Regions from separate parts of the Mus musculus genome. Here region 2 is linked to region 1. A link is a loop called in an ENCODE intact Hi-C map of the cell type or tissue named here. Cell type or tissue: heart. All regions are shown on one strand. Links, peaks and the distances in the headings refer to the core of each region. The heading gives the core; the rest is flanking DNA. Region 1 overlaps Pds5a (PDS5 cohesin associated factor A). Region 2 overlaps Ube2k (ubiquitin-conjugating enzyme E2K).

The links. A loop is a pair of places that touch in the nucleus more often than their neighbours do. Peaks named below come from ENCODE experiments on the same cell type or tissue, not always from the same donor. Only the 100,000 strongest peaks of a DNase experiment are listed, where the experiment ranks them.
Region 2: a loop joins it to region 1, with 1.8 times the contacts of the local background. A loop is called at or near these places in 1 of 42 quality-filtered maps.

Annotation. Positions count from the first base shown.
Region 1 is chr5:65,673,716-65,684,567 of GRCm38, forward strand. The region is part of intron 2 of Pds5a (PDS5 cohesin associated factor A); the gene reads right to left. Among named protein-coding and RNA genes, the nearest start is that of Pds5a, 19 kb to the right of the region's middle. In heart, for the core only: no CTCF peak of the experiment used is centred there; a DNase peak (open chromatin) is centred at 5,276.
Region 2 is chr5:65,547,091-65,557,942 of GRCm38, forward strand. All of the region lies in intron 1 of Ube2k (ubiquitin-conjugating enzyme E2K), which reads left to right. Gm40309 (a long non-coding RNA gene) reads left to right here. Exons shown (of 2, transcript XR_868455.3): 2 at 1-10,852. Among named protein-coding and RNA genes, the nearest start is that of Gm40309, 11 kb to the left of the region's middle. In heart, for the core only: a CTCF peak has its summit at 5,208 (motif pointing right); no DNase peak of the experiment used is centred there.

The DNA.
Region 1 (10,852 bases), core at 3,145-7,144:
AGTCTTAACTACCAGAGAGAACAACACCTCTCAGAAGCCTTAAATCCAGTGCAGAGAAGTATTTGTGACAGCGATCCCTCCTGTAATGACAGACTAGCACTGGACAAGATCAACTTACTGCTGCCCCTATAGCTCAGAATGTGCCAGCTCAGCACCATCACAGAAGGGACCTTCTGTTTTTGCTTTAGTTTGTTTTTGAGGACTGAGCTATTCTAGAAATCTTCTAGAAATCTAGAAACAAGTCAGGGAGTCTAAGGACATGAGGCCACAGTGTACAGATGAAGAAAAACCACAGAAGCAGCTATGGCAAGAGAAAGGGTTGGCTGTGGGCCTACTGAGAAGTTGAAACAGCAGAGCTCAGGCTATGGAGCTTAGATTATTGGTGATACAGCCCTCGGAATGAAAGAACAATCACCTGTGCTCTGAGCCATGTCCAAAATACTGCCCAGCATCTGGCACTACCTCACTACCAAGTACAGTTTGCTGCAAGGCAGGACTGAGACCCTAAACCCAAACCTGGTGAATCTGGATTACTGCATTTCTGTAGCTTCCTCCCTTATAGGATGGCTTACAGCTGCACAAGGTCTGAAAGCACCAGACCAGTAGACTGAGTGGTTCCCTCAGATCCGCTCCTGTGTAAAGCTCAATGCTGTCTGCTTCCAACGCTCATATGTGCTCAGAGGACATCCTTCAACTTGGATATCTGCTGTCCCACCCCATGTATCCCCACCCCTACCCATGAACAAGCTAGAAGACCTCATGAGAACCTGACCAGCATATATGCCTATAGCTTGTTGGAACAAGAAGTGGCAAAGAAATTTCTAAAGTTAATAAAGTCCTTAAAGACTATAACCAGCCGGGCAATGGTGGCACACACCTTTAATCCCAGCACTCGGGAGGCAGGCGGATTTCTGAATTCGAGGCCAGCCTGATCTACAAAGTGAGTTCCAGGACAGCCAGGGCTACACAGAGAAACCCTGTCTCGAAAATCAAAAAAAAAAAAAGACTACAACCAAAAAGTGCATAGGCATTGTACGGATTTTTTTTTTCTTCCTTTAGTCAAGTTGGCACTAACTAGAGTCACTTGGGAAGAGAGAAATTCAATTGAAGCATTTGCTTCACTAGATTAGCCTATGGGATATTTTCTCAGGTGTTTATTAATGTAGCCCCGTGCCCATTTCTAGGCAGCTGGGCCAACCAAGGGAAGCAAACCAGTAAGCAGCATTCCTCTGTGATTTTTCAGTCTCCACTTGGGCTTGAGTTTGTACTCCGACTTTTCCTCAGTGATGAATTGTGATCAGGATATGTGAGACAAATAACTCCTTTCTTCCCCAAGTTGCTTTTGGTCAATGGTGCTTATCAGAGTACCAAAAGCAATCTAGAAAAAAAATTGTGCTAACTACTTTTAGCAAAGTAGCAGCATTAATTTAAAAAAAAGAAAAAAGCTGGGTGCAGTGGTGGTGCACACCTTTAATCCCAGCACTTAGGAGGTAAAGAAAGAAGGACTAGCAGTTCCGGTCACTCCTAGAAAAACAGTTTAAAAAGGCCAGTTTGCACTATAAAACCCTGTTCAGGAAAAGGGGGAGGGAGGGAGGCTGCAGAGACAGCACAGTGCTGATGAGCACCTGTTGCTCTTATAGATTTGGACCCCAACACCCGAGTGGGAGTTCACAAGCATCCAATCCCAGGGAGTGTAAATCCCTTGTCTGACCTCAGGGGACATCAAGCACACATGTGGTGCATATACATAGTAGACAAAACATTCAAGCACATAAAATTTTTAAAATATATTTAAAAGAAAAAGAGAAAGAAAAAATTCTAAAAATAGGAGCCATTAAGATGGATTAGTAGGTAAACGCCTGTGCTGCCAAGCTGGGAACATGAGTTTGATCTCTGGGATCAATGTGGAAAGGGGAGAGAAAGACTCCTACAAGTTGTCCTTACTATCCATGAACACACACCTTAATAAATGCAAAATATTAAAAAATACTACAAGTAAACCTAATGAAAAAAGTGAAAGAGTTCAACAGTAAAAACTATAAAGCTCTGAAGAAGCAGCTGTGAGAACCACTGTAGGACTGAAAGGCTGCCTCTCACGCTTAGGGACCAGCAGAGCTAATGCTGTGAGACAGCCCTGTTATTCAAGCTGACCGACACTTTCAATGCAATGCCACCCTCCAGGGACTGAGTTTTCAGAACTAGAAATAGAAAAAAAAATCCTAAAATTCATATGAAACCATAAAAGACCCTGAACAGCCAAAGCAAGTCTAAAAAGAAAAATTGTGGATGTACCCTTGATTTTAAATTATACTTCAAAAACCACAAACAAACAAAAATCAGTCCACTGACACAAAATAGATATGATAACCAATGGAACAGAACAGAGGAGCCAAACACACACAGTCCACTGACAGGGACCTAATTCTTGACTTTTGACAATGGTGCCAAAAGTATACACTAAAGAAGAAAGATCTTTTTGCTGGGCTTAGCTATACATGCCTTTAACTCCAGTGTACCAGGGGCAGAGGCAGGAAGATCTCTATAAAGAGAATCTCTTGTGCAATGAGTTAAAGGTCAGCCTGGTTCTTGGGTTCTGGACCAGCAGGGCAATACAGTGAGAACCCATCTCAAACAAACCAAGCCAAGACCAACCAACCAAAGACCTTAGTACTCTCCCAATGGACCCAAGCCATAGTCTGCAGAAGCTGACACACTGGCCACACACTGGGAGGGGTGGACTCAGGAAAGACAAAAGAATCCTGGAAAAAGGGAAAGTACAAGGACTCAACTGATTACAGGGCTGGAGAGATGGCTCAGCGGTTAAGACTCATATACATAAAATCAATATATCTTTAAAAAACATTATACACCGGGCGTGGTAGCACATGCCTTTAATCCCAGCACTTGGGAGGCAGAGGCAGGTGGGATTTCTGAATTTGAGGCCAGCCTGGTCTACAGAGTGAGTTCCAGGATAGCCAGGGGGCTATACAGAGAAACCCTGTCTTGAAAAAAGAAAAAAAATATTACAAAGCAACAATAATTAAGACAGTGTGGTATGATGCAAAAACATAGAAATCAATGGAAATGAATTAATTCTCTTCAATAGAAACGAATTCTTTTTTTAAAGGTGTATTTATTTATTTGAAATATATGCGTATACTGTAGCTGTCTTCAGACACACCAGAAGAAGGCATCAGATTATTCCATCAAAGATGGTTGTGAGCCACCATGTGGTTGCTGGGATTTGAACTCAGGACCTCTGGAAGAGCAGTCAGTGCTCTTAACTGCTGAGCCATCTCTCCAGCCCCAGAAACTAATTTTCAACAACAGGATAAAACAATGGAGGAAAAAGGGCTTTTTAATAAATGGCATAAGAGAAGGAAAAATAATGATCTTTAAGATGGTGTAAGGAGCTGGGGAGGCAGATTGGCAAGCAGATCTCTGAGTCTGAGGCAAGCCTGGTCTACAAAGTGAATTCCACGACAGCCAGGGCTGTTACACAGAGAAACCCTGTCTAGTGGGGAAGGGGGAGTTATAAAGAGAATTGAATGTCCACATGCAAACAAATCAAATTAGACCCTTATCTTGAAATACAGAAAAATGGATTAAGGATTTAAGAATTTAAACTGGGCCTAGAAAGATGGTTCAGCAGTTACGACCAGCACTTGCTCTTGGAGGACTCAGGTTTGATTCTCATCAGCCATATGGTGGGCACAGGCACCTGTAGTTCCGGTTCTACTCTGACCTCCTTAGGCTCCAGACACATACACGATACACATACATACACATAGGCAAACTCACATATATAAAACAAATCTTTAAAAAAAGAGGAACTAAAACTGTAAAAATGGCAGGGCAGTGGTGGTACACGCCTTTAACCCCAGCACTTGGGAGGCAGAGGCAGGAGGATTTCCCAGGACAGCCAGGGCTACACAGAGAAACCCTGTCTCAAAAAAAATAAAATAAAAAATCCATAAAAACATTAGAAAAAAACAAAGTCATAAGTCTTTGTGATCTTGATTAAAGTAATGGATTCTTAGATATAATACCAATAAAGCAAGCAACAAAAGAAAACAGAGAAACTAAACTAATTAATTAAAAAAAGAAACCAGACTATCAGTTAATAGAAGAAAAAAAAAACAACATGAGCATGGACAATTTTTTTTTAAAAATCGTGTTTCTATTAAGGTATTTGAAATATATATATATATATATATATATATATATATATATATATATATATATATATTTGTTATTTTGGTGTGTGTATTATTTGTGTGGTGCTGAGGAGTGTACATGTTAGATCTCACACATGTGGAAGTCAGGACAACTTGAAGTTTATCCTCTCCTATCGAGTGAGTCCTGGGACTCTCACTCAGGTCCCTAGGCTTGACCACAAATGCCCTTACACTCCGTACCACACAAATAAGCAAATGTGATTTTTTAAAAGATTTTAATCTTTTTAGAACAAGAAAGATGTACAAGTTGCTAATCAACACATCTAAAGATTTACACAAAAAAGACAAATCAAAGCCGGGCGTGGTGGCGCACGCCTTTAATGCCAGCACTCAGGAGGCAGAGGCAGGCGGATTTCTGAGTTCGAGGCCAGCCTGGTCTACAGAATGAGTTCCAGGACAGCCATGGCTACACAGAGAAACCCTGTCTCGAAAAACCAAAAAAAAAAAAAAAAAAGGCAAATCAAAACTAAAAGGAAGCTAGCTGTGGTGGCATACTTTTCTAATTCCAGGGCTCAAAAGGTAGAGGCAAGATCAGGAGTTCAAGACTAGCCTTGGCTACATGGGAAGCTTCAGGCTAACCCAGGATCTAAGAGACACTGTCATAGGCTGTTTAAGTGGAAACTTAAGGGTTCTTTGGAGGATCAGTTGTGTTGGATGATGTTTTGCTGTGGCAAACATATGAAGGAGTGTTTAGCTGAAGCAGACACAGGTGAAAGGATATTCTGCTAAAGCAAGCAAGTGAAAGGACAGGTAAAAGAAAAGGTCAGTTGTTTGCTAAGACAGGCATATGTTGGTCCACATTACATTGCATAGTTGAGCTGCATTTGTTGGGATTCCATAGCATCAAAACTTACTGGTGGTGCGCTGCCGGTTTCTTGCCACTTCTGAGGACTAAGGCCGATTTGGAAGGGTGATGTCAGCTAAGACAGACTCACATACACAAGACATGTGGCAAGGCAAGACCAGTACAGGGCTTGTGACGTTTGGAGGGAGTATAAATAGTACTTGACGGACTGTGAGAACAGTTTGGGTTGCTTGTAGAGCTAGCTGCAGCACTTTACTGAGAAAGAGACACACACGCGAGAACTTCTGTTGGCCCTAGTCCCTCCTGCTAACTCATGCCAATTCAGCTGAGGTCTGGCTGTTCATGCTAAGGCATGCCACTGCTACTGAGTTTGCTATCCCAACTCTACCAAACTGGACTGCTGGTGTATCTGTGAAGTGTTTGCAAGTGAATCAAGCTACCACTGCTGACCTGTGAACTCAACTGCTCATTTCCTGACAACACAGATGGGAGTTGCTCCACAGAACCTTTCTAAACAGGTCCATTTCTCCCATGTCCTTTCTTTTCCACTACCTCTGTTGGGTAGTGGGTTAGAAGTGAGGTTAAAACATTTAAGAACCATCATTAAAAATAGGGTTTGAAAAAATTAAAGTTACAGGATGTGATGGTAATCCCAGCACTTGGAATGCAGAGTTGAATCTCTGCTCTATACAAACAGTGTGACAGAGAAACTGACTAGAATTCTTCTCTATAAGAGAAGAGAACTTGTGTGGGGCAGGGAGAAGGTGTGAGATGTGGAGCGGTCAGATGGTAGATTGGGGGGGATGGAATATGGAGTGTAAAAAATAAAAATAAAATAATTTTTTTTTAAAAAAAGGAAGAGAACTCAAGGAAAGAGATTTTTAATCTATATCTTCTATTGCTGATAAATATTAATCCAGGAATAGATACAAATCCTCAATAAATTTCTAAATCCAGAATTCCCAACTAAGAATTCAGACTTGCAATTAATTAGAGATCAAGGACCCAATTATTTTGGCTTTCATAACTCTCCACAAAATGACCATGTGCCCTCAATATGCTCCAGAAAGGTCAAATCATACTTGCAGTCTTAGCTTAACTATTGGCAGCAGCTCTAACTTGTCTCACCAGTGTTCATCTTTATAAAACCTTAGAAGCACCTAGGTTTCACAACTCATTTCACAACTGTTTCACCTCCAGCATCCTTAACTGCACAATTTCCTTTCAAAACCTATGAACTCTTCTCTTTTTTTGTCCTTAGTGAATCTATTTACCTTGAACATGAACTCTAAATCAAATTGTGTTGTCACTCTTGCCTTACTTCCTCCCTAACAATGTGGAACTAAACAGCCATTTCAACCCTGCTTTAGTGTTATCCTAGAGTACCAACCTGAAGGTCATGGGTCTTCAGCCTGGAGAGTTTCTACAGTCACATACGTCAAGCCAACCAGGGCACTGTGCAATACAGACAGATACTCATTCTACTCCAATCTCCAAAATTAACCTCTTACTTACAGTAATAGTAGGACACTATAAGGATAATTATATTTTGGGCTTACTAAGATACCAGGTGTCAATTCAGTTCTGTCTTTTAATGAACAGATGACCTAAATTAAATATGCTATTCTTTCTGTGATTGGAAAATAAAGACAGAAACAAAATTGTGATGTCTAGACGTGATAGAAAAAGTGTCAATTCTACTAACAGACAAAAATCCCCATACTTCATCCATTCTAAGGCTACATTTTAACACCTATTGAGTGGGGTGTGTCTTACAATAACCGGCAGCAGAGGACAAGAGAACTAGCAACTTACCCTTGTACACATTAGACTCTGAAAACCCTGCACTGCTAAGCATAGCATTTATATGTAATCCAACACTTCCAACAGCAGGATCCTGAGTTCAAGGTCATTCTCAATTATATGGGAAGGCTGAGATCTGATAGTGTTACAAGAAGCACTTTCTCAAAGAAATAAAGCAAAAAAAGAAAAATATCAGTTAACACTTCTTAACATTATGTGCAAAATACATACCACAATAACTAGGTTTTAAACAGATGAAAAGAGCTGGGAGAGGCACAGGCCTTTAAGCCCAGAGGCAGTGAGTTTGTGGTGCACCTAGTCAGCAGACAAGAGTTCCAGGACAGCCAGTGCCATAGAGAGAGACAGTGTCTCAGAAAACAAAAACAAACAAACAAAAAACTAAGGGGATCTGCAAGATAAGCAAACACAGATACGAACTCAATTCCTAAAACCCACAAGGTAAAAGTAGAGACAATGTGTGTCCACATGTACATATATATAAAAACAATCAATCAATAAACAGAATTTTACGTGAGAAAAAGCAAGTACAATGGTGCAAGCTTGTAATCCCAATCCTTGGTAGGTACAGGTAGGAAGATCATGACTTTAAGATCATCCTCGAGTGTACAGAATGTGCAAAATTAACCTGTGTTATAAGATATAAGAGATCCTATCTCAAAACATTCTCAAAATCTAAATGTGAACAGTTTCAAGAATAATAACCAGGGGCTGGAGAGATAGCTCAGCGGTTAAGAGCACTGACTGCTCTTCCAGAGGTCCTGAGTTCAATTCCCAGCAACCACATGGTGGCTCACAATCATTTAAATAGGATCCAATGCCATTTTCTGGTGTGTCTGAATACAGTTATGACATATTCATATACATAAAGTAAATTCTTCTTTTAAAAATGAATAACGGAGCCAGGCATGGTGGCGCACGCCTTTAATCCCAGCGCTCAGGAGGCAGAGGCAGGTGGATTTGAGTTCGAGGCCTGCCTGGTCTACAGAGTGAGTTCTAGGACAGCCAGGGCTACACAGAGAAACCCTGTCTCGAAAAACAAACAAACAAAAAAGTTTGTCCAAATATTAGAATTTAATTGGTGAGGAGCTGCAGGTCATAGTGCCCATGATCTCTGCAGCCATCCCACAGTGACCATGGGGGAGACAGACCAGTGGAATGGCTCGTGGTTAGTCAGGTATGTGTCCTCACCCGTCAAACCTCAGTAAGGTTCTATTTTTAAACTGTAAAATATGCTCTAGACTAGTGACAAACTGCTATTTCTATCACTGAACAAAGGTCTAAAAACTGAAGGTAAAAATCAGAGGGCCCCTTTCACTATTATACTTAAGACCATAGTCAATTTTTTTGCTTCCACCTTAACATTTGGTCAGCTAATTTATGGTTTGGGTTTTCATGAGAAGAATGTATCCAATAACCTTAGAATACAGCTTTAGTTCTACACTTTGTAAATGAGACTGTCAGCCAACTACTTTGAGCTCTCTCTTCAGGCAGATGAAGCAGTTGAGGAGGATTTCACAGTGAGGGTTCAGTTAAATGATCCCAAGTACTGTAAGAAAACCAGTTAGGGGCTGGTGAGATGGCTCAGTGGGTAAGAGCACCCGACTGCTCTTCCGAAGGTCAGGAGTTCAAATCCCAGCAACCACATGGTGGCTCACAACCATCCGTAACGAGATCTGACTCCCTCTTCTGGAGTGTCTGAGGACAGCTACAGTGTACTTACATATAATAAATAAATAAATAAACAAATCTTTAAAAAAAAAAAAAAAAGAAAACCAGTTAGCTACAAAAGAAGAGCAAGAGGAAACCTAACCTGGAAATTAGATGGTCTAGACGTGTTTCTCAAATCCTAAGTGGTATAGAGTCAAGTGACGTATTTTGTTTTTAATTTTTTTAAAAAAGATTTATTTATTTATTTAATGTATGTGGGTACACTGTTGCTGTCTTCAGACACACCAGAAAAGGGCATCGGATCCTATTACAGATGGTTGTGAGCCACCATATGGTTACTGGGAATTGAACTCATGACCTCTGGAAGAATGGTCAGTGCTCTTAACTGCAGAGCCATCTCTCCAGCCCTTGTTTTTAATTTTAATATACTTATAAAATAAAAAAAAATAATGCACTTGATCAGATACTATTACACTGAGAAACAACCTGTAAACAGAAACTCAACACCCAATGTATAATGCACGGAACTAAAAGCTCTTAGGGGCTGGAAGACAACTCAGTGTTAAAGAGCACTTGTTCTTCCATAAAATCTGGGATTGGCCCCCTACAAAGACACAGGAGCACACAACTACCTATAAGTTGTTCCAGGACATACCCTCTGCAGGCACCAGGCACATACATCAAGTACAGATACATGCAGACAAAACACCTATACAGATTAAATATGTAAAATTGTAAAGAAACAAACAAAAAAAGCTCCTAGGTGATGCCAGGTATAGTGGTACATGCCTTTTACCTCAACACGCAGGATGCAAAGACTATGGGATCTGACTAAGAGGCCAGCGCTTTCCAGAGACTATTACTTTTAAATAAATAAATAAATAAATAGGGGTCGAGAAGAGAGACAGGACCTAGAAAAATGGCTCTGCCAGTCGACAAAGTGCTTACTGTACAGCATGAGGACCTACATTCAGATCCCAGTGCCTTTGTACAAGCTGGGGATGTGGTGACTCATACCTATAATCAATCCCAGAAAGCAAAGGGGAAACTGGGAGAGACAAGCATCTCAAGGGCTTAGCATCCGGCCAGTCAAACCAAAAAGGTAAACCCCAAATCCAGTGAGAGACCCAAGAAATAAAGTGGAGATCAGAAGAAGATACATACTCTGGCCTCCACTCCTGTGTGCATACCATCCCGGTGTCATGTGCACAGAAATGCATACACACAAAAAACTTTAGTGAACAATGAATTAAAACAACAAACATAAACAAGGGTAATTTGGACAGAGAAGTGGAATTGATCCCAAACTGTCAGACAACATTAATTAGTTAAGGGGGGGGGGGGGGGGATAAGAAATAAACATTTGAAGAGTTAACTGTTGAATGTTTCTCAAAAATAACAAAAGATAGGCTAGGTGTGGTGGCACATGCCTTTGATCCCAGCACTTCAGAGATAGAGGCAGAATTGAGTTCAAAGCCAGCCTGGTCTACACAGCAAATGCCAGGACAGTCAGGTCTACATAGAGAAACTGTGAGCATATACGCACGCATGCATGCACACAAATAATAATAATCAAAGATAAACTATAGAAATAATAACTGAGTATCCCAAACAAACTAAATACAAAGAAGAAAATCTTGGAAACAACCAGAGAACAAAGGTCTCCTTCCTAGCCCAGGCTAGCCTCAAAGCCAAGTTTCCTCAGTTTCTTCTTTGTGAGTGCTGAAATTACAGACGTACTCTACCACACTTGGCTGTAACTGCTGCTCTCATTTGAGTAATTTGCAATCCTAAATATTCTGTTAAATAACATTAAGTTTGCAAATGAATCAAAAAGTAATAAACTCATGTAAAGGTTTCATTTTTGATGACTCAGAAGTGTTAACCGAGATCACATCTAATATGTAAATAAAAATTTTTAGCTGGGTGTGGTGGTGCATCCCTTCAATATGGTTCTTGGTAGGCATAGCCAGATGAATCTCTGTAAGTTTGAGGCAACACTGCTCTAGAGAGCAAGTGCCAGGACAGCCAGGGCTATAAGTCTTTATTGACCCTCCTGCCTTAGGAAAAAGGAAACCGAGAGTGGCACAACCCCCACCCCTCTTCATCTCAACCCAAGTCATGTATAATTGGTAGGCTAAGGCACAAGGACTGCTTAGCTTAAAGCCAGTCTGCACTACAGGATCAGACCTTATGTCAAATAAACAAAACCAAAAAAGCAAAGCTCTCGGGCTGGAGAAATGGCTCAGTGGTTAAGAGCATTGGCTGCTCTTCCAGAGGTCCTGAGTTCAATTCCCAGTATCCACATGGTGGTTCA
Region 2 (10,852 bases), core at 2,842-6,841, 130 kb before region 1:
TCAAAGGTTGTGTACTACTGAACTTTTTGCTGTTTAGTTGAGATGTAGGAACTGGACCAAGCCCTTAGGTCCATTCTTGGTTAGTGTGTTTGTATGCCATGGCAGATTGTGATTGGGGAACAACTTGTGTGAGTCAGTTCTCTACTTTCACCATATGGCTTATCTACTGAGCTATCTCAATAGCCCTTTCCCTTATTTAAAACTATTTAGTCGGGCCTAGAGAGATGACCAGTTAAGAGCACTGACTGCTTTTTCAGAGGTCCTGAGTTAATTCCCAGCAACCACATGGTGGCTCATAACCATCTGTAATGGGATCTTCTGGTGTGTCTGAAAACAGCTACAGTATACACACATATACAATACATATACATATACACATCAACAAACATCTAAAAAAATGAATTTGGTCTGGTAGGGGGGAGGGTTGATGATGATCAAAGGACAACTTGCAGGAGTTGGCTCTCTGCTCCCACTAGGTGGATTAATAGAATTGTGTTCCTTCAGTTTGCTAGTCATTGCTTTACTTACTGCCCCCAGACCTTTCCTTTTGTTTGTTTTTGTGGAGACTATCTCTGGCTGGCCTATTCTATGTAGAACAGGTTGGCTTCAAAGTCATAGATCCCCTTGCCTCTGCCTCCGCCTCCTGAGAACTGGTATTAAAGGCGTGTGCCACCACATCCTTCCAGTCCTTTCCTTTTTTACCTCTTTAAGCCAAGTTTGAGAACACATGCATATTATTTCAGCACCCAAGAAGTTGGGATAAGCAAGAAGAAATGGTCAGAACTAGATTAAGATCTACCAGGACAGGGAAATGAAGTTCTGTTTCAAAAAAAGAAAGAAATGAAACTTACTTATCCTTAAAACATTGCCTCTTCCCACTCCACCCTCCCTTTTTTTAAAAGATAGGGTCTCATTTAGACTATGCTGACCTGGATCTTTTTTTTTTTTTTTTTTTTTTTTAAGATTTATTTATTTATTTATTTATTTATTATATGTAAGTACACTGTAGCTGTCCTCAGACACTCCAGAAGAGGGCGTCAGATCTTGTTACAGGTGGTTGTGAGCCACCATGTGGTTGCTGGGATTTGAACTCCGGACCTTTGGAAGAGCAGTCGGGTGCTCTTACCCACTGAGCCATCTCACCGCTGACTTGGATCTTAATGTATAGCTAAGGCTGCTATTGAATCTTGGAACATCTAGCCTCTATGTTTGAAGTACTATGCTTATAGGTCCTGTGTGTCACCATGCATGGACAAAATGCCAGTTTTCCTTGCACCCTTAGTTTTTCATGTTCTCTGGTGTTGTCATACTTCATTACATTATAATTATTATAATATCAATATAATTATAAATATTATATTATTAATTGTACTTATGCCTGTTTGTTTTTGATAGACTTCTAGAAAACTCCTTGAAAATTCTTGGAATCCTTTTTTCTTAAGCATCTTTCAGGGCTCCTGGAATATAATGGCCTACTATTTTAAAGTGTTATCACTTTAAATCTTTGATAGGTACAGTTTGCTTTTGTGCCCTCATTCCTTTATGGCTGAGGCAGAGTCTTTTGTATTCTAGGCTATATTCTCACTTGAAATGTAAATGAAGGTGACCTTGAACTTTTTGTCTTTGGAGTGTTATACTGTTGTACAGAGTTGTGCAGAATACAGTCATACAATACCACATTCTGTTTATGGGGTACAGATATTGAACTTGTAGGATTATGTCATTCTAGGCAAGTGTTCTACCAACTGAGCTACATCCTAACCCTACTGTACTGGGGTTGTTTTTTTTTTGTTTGTTTGTTTGTTTTTTGTTTTTGTAAAGTAGATTTTTTTGTTTTTGTTTTTTGGCATTTTGAGACAGTTTTTCTGTGTAGACCTGACTGTCCTGGACTTCATTATGTAGAGCAGGCTGGCCTCAAACTCATATCTGCCTGCCTCTGCCTCCTGAGGGCTGAGATTAAAGAGGCCCACTACCACTAAAGTAGATCTTTTAAGGAATATGTGTATGTGTGCATGCATGTGTATGCCTGAGCAAGCCAGAAGAATATATCAGGTCCTCTGGAACTGGAGTTAAGGATGGTTGTGAACCACCATGTGGGTGCTGAGAATAGGACCCAGGTCCTTTGCAAAAATGATCAGTGCTGTTAACCACTGAGCCATCTCTTGAGTCCCGAGGACTAAAAAGAGTAGAGCAGTTTCTACATCTGTCAGACATTTAGTTATTTCCAGTTTATTACTGATATGCATGGGCAAGAATTTTGATTATATACGTGGTTGATATATATTGATTTCTTGTTAAGTTTTTGGATGTAGTTTAAGTGTTTTTATAAATAGTTGTCTTATAAATAAACTTTTATTTATTCCTTTATTTGGGAAAGTGCTTAAAATTAACCTTAGCCTCTCCAATGCAGGTTTATGCCATGTCTGGTTTCTAAATTAACCTAAGTGCTCCCTAAGACATCTCTGCTTCCATGCAAACCAAGTGCCTGGCATGTTATTTCATATTCAGTTATGTCTACAGACCTAGGTAGTTATGTATGTCAGACTGACAGACCTCCTCCCCATGGAGGATACTGTGTAGCTGGCGGGCCTGGAGCTCACTGTCTAGGACAGGTCTTGAACTGGAGTGTTGGATTAAGCGTGTGTGCCACTGTGTCCAGCTGTCAGGCCTGTTTCCCTTAATGTCTCTGGATTTGATCATACTTTTTGTCCTATGAGGTTTACTTTGTGAGTTGCTGCATTGTCCTTTGTGTGCCTTCTTAAGAACTGGGGATGTGCCAGGTGTGAAGCAAGATAGTACTCAGGCAGAAGCAGGCAGTCACTGAGTAGATCTCTGGTCTACACAGAGAGTTCCAGGACAACCAGGGTTACACAAGAGAAACCCTGCCTTGAAAACAAAACAAACACCCCTCCACCCTCACCCCCAAAAAACCCCAAACTGGAGATATATCCTTGAGGGTGGAGACCCAATTTCTTGGTAGTTCATTCTCCATTGCTAAGCACATTGTGGGTAAGTAGGAGGCACTTGTTTTCCTGAATAAATTTAAGAATTTTGGGGAGCTTATCCAAACCATGGTGGAAATATAATACCTTTTGCTCTGCTTCTGAGTCTAGGAAAAGATACATTGTTGAAGATGGTCTCCAGATCAAGTTGCACATCTATAGGCTACTAACTCAGGTTCTCTATTTAGAAAACTGAACACTCACATCAAGAACTAGGAAGCAAGGTAGTCAAAAGGGAATTATTTTGACTTTCTTTTGTTGTTTTTACCTTTGAAGATCTCAAGGGGCTCCTAAATAGTATATATGACATCATCTGTGTCCCTGTGCGGTTCTTTTGTTTGTTTAACTTCATATTTTTTCATTTATTCAGGTGCTTAGGTGGTTAATTAAATAGACATAGTCACTGCTTTACTGAGAAAATTTTAACCTGCCAAGGCAGTGAGAAACTGAACAGCTAGTTTTAAGTGTGTGTGTGTATAGCATAAGGGAAGCTGTAAGGTTGAGTAATTTAATTTACCCTCAGGGAGAGAGTTCTTCGGGAATAAACCGTATACTTTGAGGGTGAATTTGAATAAGCTTAGGAAGATCAGCTGTATACATATAGAAAGCTGGTAATCATAACAACTAAAGACAGAAAGATTACTCTTCTGTTTTCCTTTTTCTCTTCTCCTTAATCTTTCTTTTGAGACAGGGTCTCATATATATCCTTGGCTGTTCTGGAACTTGTTATGTATACCAGGCTGTAAACAGATCTCCCTGCCTCTTCCATCCAGTGCTGAGATTAAAAGCATCAGCTCACCTTGCCCAGCTTAATTACATTTCTTAAAATCAGTTTTTGTAAATATAAAAATTGCAGGTTTGCTTTCTATAGACAGTAGTAGAACCTATCTGAACCCCCCCCCCCCCCAGCTACTTCTTTTATCTTCCATCCACTTGTGTTTGGGACAAGGCCAGCCTTGACTTCACTGTGTAACTGAGGGTGACTTTGAATTTCTCCTTCCACTTTCCAAATGCTGTGCTTGAAGTGCATGGAATCACTAAAGCCAAGAAAAGAATGTTAGGAAGAAAATTGGCCTTTTAGCTGCGGAAAGAAAAATGATCACTGACTTTTCAACATAGTGGCCATTGGTGTCCGTCCTTGCCAGAGTTTTTATGGGAGTGGTGAAAATAGGAGTCTGATTGATTGGAGCAGGTAACTGAAAGATCAACTGTGAAAGTGGCATGAGGAGTTTTGCTTAGCAGGAGAATAGAGAAGAGAGGCTGGGGAAGTCAGGCTCAAGGGACCTTTGAAAAGAATTCTGGCAGATGATAGAGGGAATTGTATGTTGTTGGGTAGGAGAATCTGATTATGCTAGAGAATAATCAGAATTTCTTATTTTTAACAAGATTGCTTAGGGAAGTTGCAAAGTCCTTGAAAATGAACAGGAGTAGGTAGGGTGATATTCATAACAGGGTGGGAGGATTGGTCTTTAATAGAAACAGAGACACATAGGACAACGTTACGGTTCTGTTGGGATTTGTGGTCTGCACTTTACAGACCAATTAACAATGGTTGTGTTTTCTCTAGTAATGATGGCTTGGTGGCTTCGGGCAAGAGGAAAAAGGTGGTGTGGTTTTTTTAGTTAATTGGAAAATGAGTTTAACTAGCTTGGGGGCTATCAGTGAATACTATGAAAAAGAAAACATCAGTGTTGTCAAGAGTATTTTGTAAGAGAGTATTAATAAGAAATGTCCCTGAAATCTGAGAGAAATGAGGCTGTTAGAAGTGATCAAAGTGTTCATGTGGGATGGAGCCAGCTGTTGGGTTTGCAGAGCTGAAGAAAGTAAACTTAATTCAAGCCAAATGGGAGTCTAAGAACATTGACATAATTTGGGGAAAGGTATAATTTTTGTTGACAGAGATTAAGAAAGATTATCATAAGAATGGAGGCTTGTATTTTATTAACATTTGTTTTTTTTTTAAGATTTATTTATTTATTTTATGTATATGAGTACACACTGTAGCTGTACAGATGGGTGTGAACCTTCATCTGGTTGTTGGGAATTGAATTTTGGACCTCTGCCCACTCTGGTCAACCCCGCTCGCTCTGGTAGACCCACTCGGTTCTGGTCCAAAGATTTATTTATTATTATACATAAGTACACTGTAGCTGTCTTCAGATACACCAGAAGAGGGCATCAGATCTCATTACGGGTGGTTGTGAGCCACCATGTGGTTGCTGGGATTTGAACTCAGGACCTCTGGAAGAGCAGCCAGTGCTCTTACCTGCTGAGCCATCTCACCAGCCCCCAACATTTGTTAAGAACACAGTTCTTTTTGCTTTTCGTGGGAATTTTAAACATGTACAAATATTATGCTTGGGGGATGATTCAGTGGTTAGGAGCATTTGTTACTCTTGCAGAGAGAGGACCTGGGTTTGATTCCTTAGCACCTCTGTGGTGTGGTAGCTTACAGCTATCCATAACTCCAGTTTCAAGGATCTGATGCCTTCTTCGGATCTCTGTAGGCCCAAGGCATGTACACGGTGCACATGCATCCATGTAAGCAAATCCATCCATCCATTTCATGTACACAAAATCAATTTAAAAAAACGTATGCACAAAAAGATAATAAAAGTAGGGAATATACAGTTTTTCATCTATTAAAGCAGCAGTTCTTAATCTTCCTAAGGCTGTAACTTAATACAATTACTCATTTTATGGTGACTCCAACCATAAAACTATTTCATAATTGTAATTTTCTACTGTTATGAATTGTTATGTAAATATCTTGGTATACAGGATATCTGCTATGCGACTCCTGTCAAAGTGACCCTAACTCAAACCGATGGACCCACAGGTTGAGAACGGCTTTACTAGATTGTTCCTGATGCCAGTATCACTCTTATTAGTCCTGATGATTTTCTCAATTGTAACTCAAATTTATTGAGGTAGAATTCTGGCATAATGAGAATTGCATGAGGTATGTTGGTATATAGATCAGATCTTGTTTACTGGGTTGCAGAGGCAGGATCCCAAGTTAAAGGACTCTCTCTCACACAATGGTTCTGGGGGAGTCAGCTCAGTTTGCCCAATCACACAGTAGACTGTACCTTCAATCAACCAGGATAGTTCTCTAGTGCTAACAAATGGTTCCCTTCCCTTTTGTTATTCCTTTTGGGGGGGGGTTGTTTTTTTTTTTTTTTTTTTTTTTTTTAAAGATTTTATTTATTTATATGTAAGTACACTGTAGCTGTCTTCAGACATTCCAGAAGAGTGAGTCAGATCTCGGATGGTTGTGAGCCACCATGTGGTTGCTGGGATTTGAACTGGGGACCTTCGGAAGAGCAGTCGGGTGCTCTTACCCACTGAGCCATCTCACCAGCCCATGGGGGGAGGTTTCAAGACAGGGTTTCTCTGTATAGCCCTGGCTGTCTTGGAACTCACTCTGTAGACAAGGCTGGCCTCAAACTCAGAAATCCACCTGCCTCTGCCTCCCAAGTGCTGGAATTAAAGGCATGCGCCACCACTGCCCGGCTCCTTTTGTTACTCTTGGTCAGTTTGTACTGTCATAATTAAACTATACTGAGAAACTCAATTTATTTCTTAGAAATCTGAGAACAGATGGCAGAACAGTCAGGCTCTGTTAAGGGCCCTTTTGGCCTATAGATTTGTCCTCATTTGAAGGGGTGAGGAGGAAGCTCTTGGTTTCTCTTATAAAGGAAATCCCCAGTAGTGCCAAAAGCAAAAATGGAATCCTGTGCTGATTGTTCTATACTTGCCTCTTTCTTTTTTTAAGTTAACTGTTTATCTTTAAGGATTGTCTTGGTCAGTGTTTTATTGCTGTGAAGAGGCACTAAGACCACAGCAACTATTATAAAGGAAAGCATTTAATTGGGGCTGGCTTACAGTTCAGAGGTTTAGTTCATTATCATCATGGAGGCATGCAGGCAGACTCTGGGGAGGTAGCTAAGAGTTGTTGTATATCAGAATTGGCGGGCAGCAGGAAGAGAGTGACACTGGGCCTGGCTTGTGCATTTGAAACCTCAAAGCTCACCCCCAGTGACACTATCTCCAACAAGGCCTCTCCTATTCCAACAAGGCTACACCCTCTAATCCCTGTCAAGTATCACCACTTCCTAATGACCAAATACATGAGCATATGGGGATCATTACTATTCACACAACTGCGGGGATATTGTAAATTAGTGGACATAGAGCCAGTTTAAGAAAAATAGCTATGGGACTGGAGGGACAGCGAAGCGAGCGGTTTAAGAGTTTGTTGCTCTTGTTGAAGACCTGTGTAGCCCCTAGCATCCACATGGTTGCTCACAAACATTAGTAACTGGTTGCTGGGGAGCCAATGCCCTCTTCTGACCTCTTTGGGCATTAGGTATGCACATGGTGCATATACATCCATGTCAGCAGAACACTTACACACATAAAGTAAATCTTTTTTTTTTTTTTTTTAAGAATTATTTTGTGTATATGAGTACACTGTCTCTGTCTTCAGACACACCTGAAGAGGGCATCGGATCCCATTACAGATAAATGTGAGCCACCATGTGGTTGTTGGGAATAGAACTCAGAACCTCTGGCAGAGCACTCAGTTCTCTTAACCACTGAGCCATCTCTCCAGCCCATAAAATAAATCCTAAAACAAAAAGAAAAGTAGCTATGTAAGTGGCATTCTCTTATTGGATTATCATAATTTCAAGTTTTTAACTTTTCTACTTACGACCTTATCCAAGGGCAGACTGTAATAAAATATTTCTCTCGAGTGGGCCTTGTTTAGGGCAGAATACTGTGGATTTATTTCAGTAGCTCACCTTTCTCTTCCCCTGCTGGAGTTCCTTCTCTCTTTTCTTTTTTCCTTTTTTTTGGTTTTTCGAGACAGGGTTTCTCTGTATAGTCCTGGCTGTCCTGGAACTCACTTTGTAGACCAGGCTGGCCTCGAACTCAGAAATCGGCCTGCCTCTGCCTCCTGAGTGCTGGGATTAAAGGTGTGTGCCACCATGCCCGGCTTGGAGTTTCTTCTCTTATATGTCATTTTGAGGACCAGGTTCAGAAAATTTGGTAACTTCCAGGGAATTCTTAATTGCTTGGATTTGTGCTTACTTATGCTTCCAGCCATGCATCCATCACTATACACTGGCACATTGTACATTGGTCTGAGTTCCTACAGAGAGCATCATGAGAGTCTGCTCTGTGATTTGTGATCCCCCTTCTCTGCACCTCCAGCAGTTTGTTCTTTGACTTGAGCTGTTGATTTTCAGTTTGTTCAGGTTGCTGTGGTTGCTTTTTTTTTTTTTTTCTCCTCCTGCTTTTGTCATTCTCTATGTCGTCTTTGTAGTGCTCTTGAAGGAACAGAGGGTTTTTGTACATATTATATAGATCCCACATCCTCATTCCTTTGTGTCTTCTAGTATGAGTGATGACTTTCAAACATTTTATATGATAAAACAAATGAGAAGATTCAGAGTGTGTGTGTGTGTGTGTGTGTGTACAAATGGAACCCAGAGGACAATTTTAGGTATCATTCTTCAGGTTTTTATTTAATTTTACTTTTTGAGACAAGGTCTGTCATTAGCTAGGAACTTGGCAAATGGCCTAGGCTGTATATGGGCTGTGAGCTTTAGGGATCTCTTGGTATCTGCCTCCTCAATGCTGGGATTGTGAATGAGTGCAGTAGTCTGCCTGCATGTGTGTATGTGCCGCCGATCCTCTGGAACTGGAGTTACAGATGGTTGTGAAACTACCTTATGGGTGATAGGAACTCAACCTGGGGACCCTTGCAAGAGTGGTGGCTTAAACCTCTGAGCAATCTTGCTGGCCCCCTCCCCCTTCTTTGTTTTTATTTTTGAGACAGGGTCTACTGTGTAGTCCTGGCTAGCCTTAATCATAGAGTTTTGCCTGCCTCTGCCTCCCAAGTGCTGGGATTAAAGTTTTGTGCCACTCTATCCATCCCATACTACTTTAGGTTTTGGGATTGTTGTTGTTTTTTTAATAGCTTTTAAATTTATTTTTTAAAAATTGTATGTGTATAGGTGTTTTATCTGTATGTATACCATGTGGATGCCTAGTGTTCATAGATGCCTGAGAGGGCCTTGGGACTGGAGTTACAGACAGATATGAGTTGCCTTGTGGGTGTAGGAATTGAACCCAGGTCCTCTGGAGGAGGTGCTCATTCCAGGTCCTATCATATTACTTTTAATACAGTATTATCTTTGCAAGCCTGTTGGTATTACTTTGCTTTGCATTAACTTTAAGATAGGGTCTTAAGATTATCTTCTTCAACTTCCTTAAGTGCTAAAATGATAGGGTTAATAAAACCACGCCCGGCTTTAGTTCTTTTTTAAAAGATTTATTTATTTATTTTATGTATATGCGCACACTGTAGCTGTCTTCAGACACACCAGAAGAGGGCATTGGATCCCATTACAGATGGTTGTGGGCCACCATATGGTTGTTGGCAGTTGAACTCAGGACCTCTGGAAGAGCAGCCAGTGCTCTTAACCTCTGAGCCATCTCTCCAGCCCCTTTAGTTTTTTAGATATAGTTTTTAGTGCTATCACCTCACTGGAAGGAGTTTAATTGGCATTTGCATTGAATTTGTGGATTAAATTGGAAGAAATTGGGTTTTGACACATTTTTGAGCCTTACTGTCCTTGAATACAGAACATCTGTACATCTTTAGAATTTTTAGTTTTCTGCATATTTGTGTATGTGTGTATACTCCAGTGTGCCCTTGTGCATGTTAGAGTGTATGTATTTGGAGACCAGAGGTCAAACCCCCCCCCCCCCCCCCAGCTGTTCTGTCTACCCTTTATTTTTAAGTCTGGATTTCTCTCTGGGATCTGAGGATCACTCATAAGGCCAATCTGGCTGGCCAGTGAACCTCAGGGGGAGTCCACTTCCATAGTGCTGGGTTTGCAAGTGTTTGTGTGATTGGAATTACAGGTGAGCCACCTGCCTCACACCCTCAGCATTCATGTGGGTTTCTGGAAATCTGAATTTAGGTCTCCAGGATTAGGTGAAAAAACTTCACTGTGAGATGTTTTAGAGGTGTTAGTAATTTCAAGAGAAAGATACATGACTTGAGAGTAATAGGACTTGGGCTTGATGTCACATACCTTTAATCTCAGTCTCTACAAGTGAATCTCTGTGAGCTCAAGGCCAGCCAGGTCTGCATAGTATCAGGATAGCCAGGCTACATAGTTTGCCCCATGCCCCTCCCCCAACAACAAAGGCTATAGGAAGTAATGTTTAGGGCTTAGTCACTATATATTAGTAGATAGTCTCAGAACAGTGTTCCTCAACCTTCCTAATGCTGCCCTTTAACACAGTTCCTCATGATATGGTAACCACCAACTATAAGATGATTTTTGTTATACATTTTAATCTCTTTACAAGCTTCTTCCCATTACAACTGCTGGGTGACTTCAAAGATTCAAATTGAATTATCAGGTCACTTTAGTTTTTCTTTTCATCCTTTTAATCTTGCATTATCTAGCTCCTGTCTACTTCCTACTCCATCATTCTTACTTTCTTATGTTGTACTTACTTCTTTATATTGGGGACTTTTCAGTTTCCAAACATGCTAAACCTCCTCTCTGTTTTACTGAGGATGGACTTGCTGTGTGATAGGTCAAGTTTCTAAGTTGGGCTTTTATTATTTTTGAGACAGGGTCTCTGTGTAATCCTGGCTGCCCTGGAACTTGGGATATATATAGGTCAAGTCAGTCTCCTGAGTATGGGAATTATAAAGTTTATAGTTTGTTCTTTTAAAAGTAGCTTTCTCAACTAACCAGTACCCCGGAGCTCGTGACTCTAGCTGCATATGTATCAGAAGATGGCCTAGTCGGCCATCA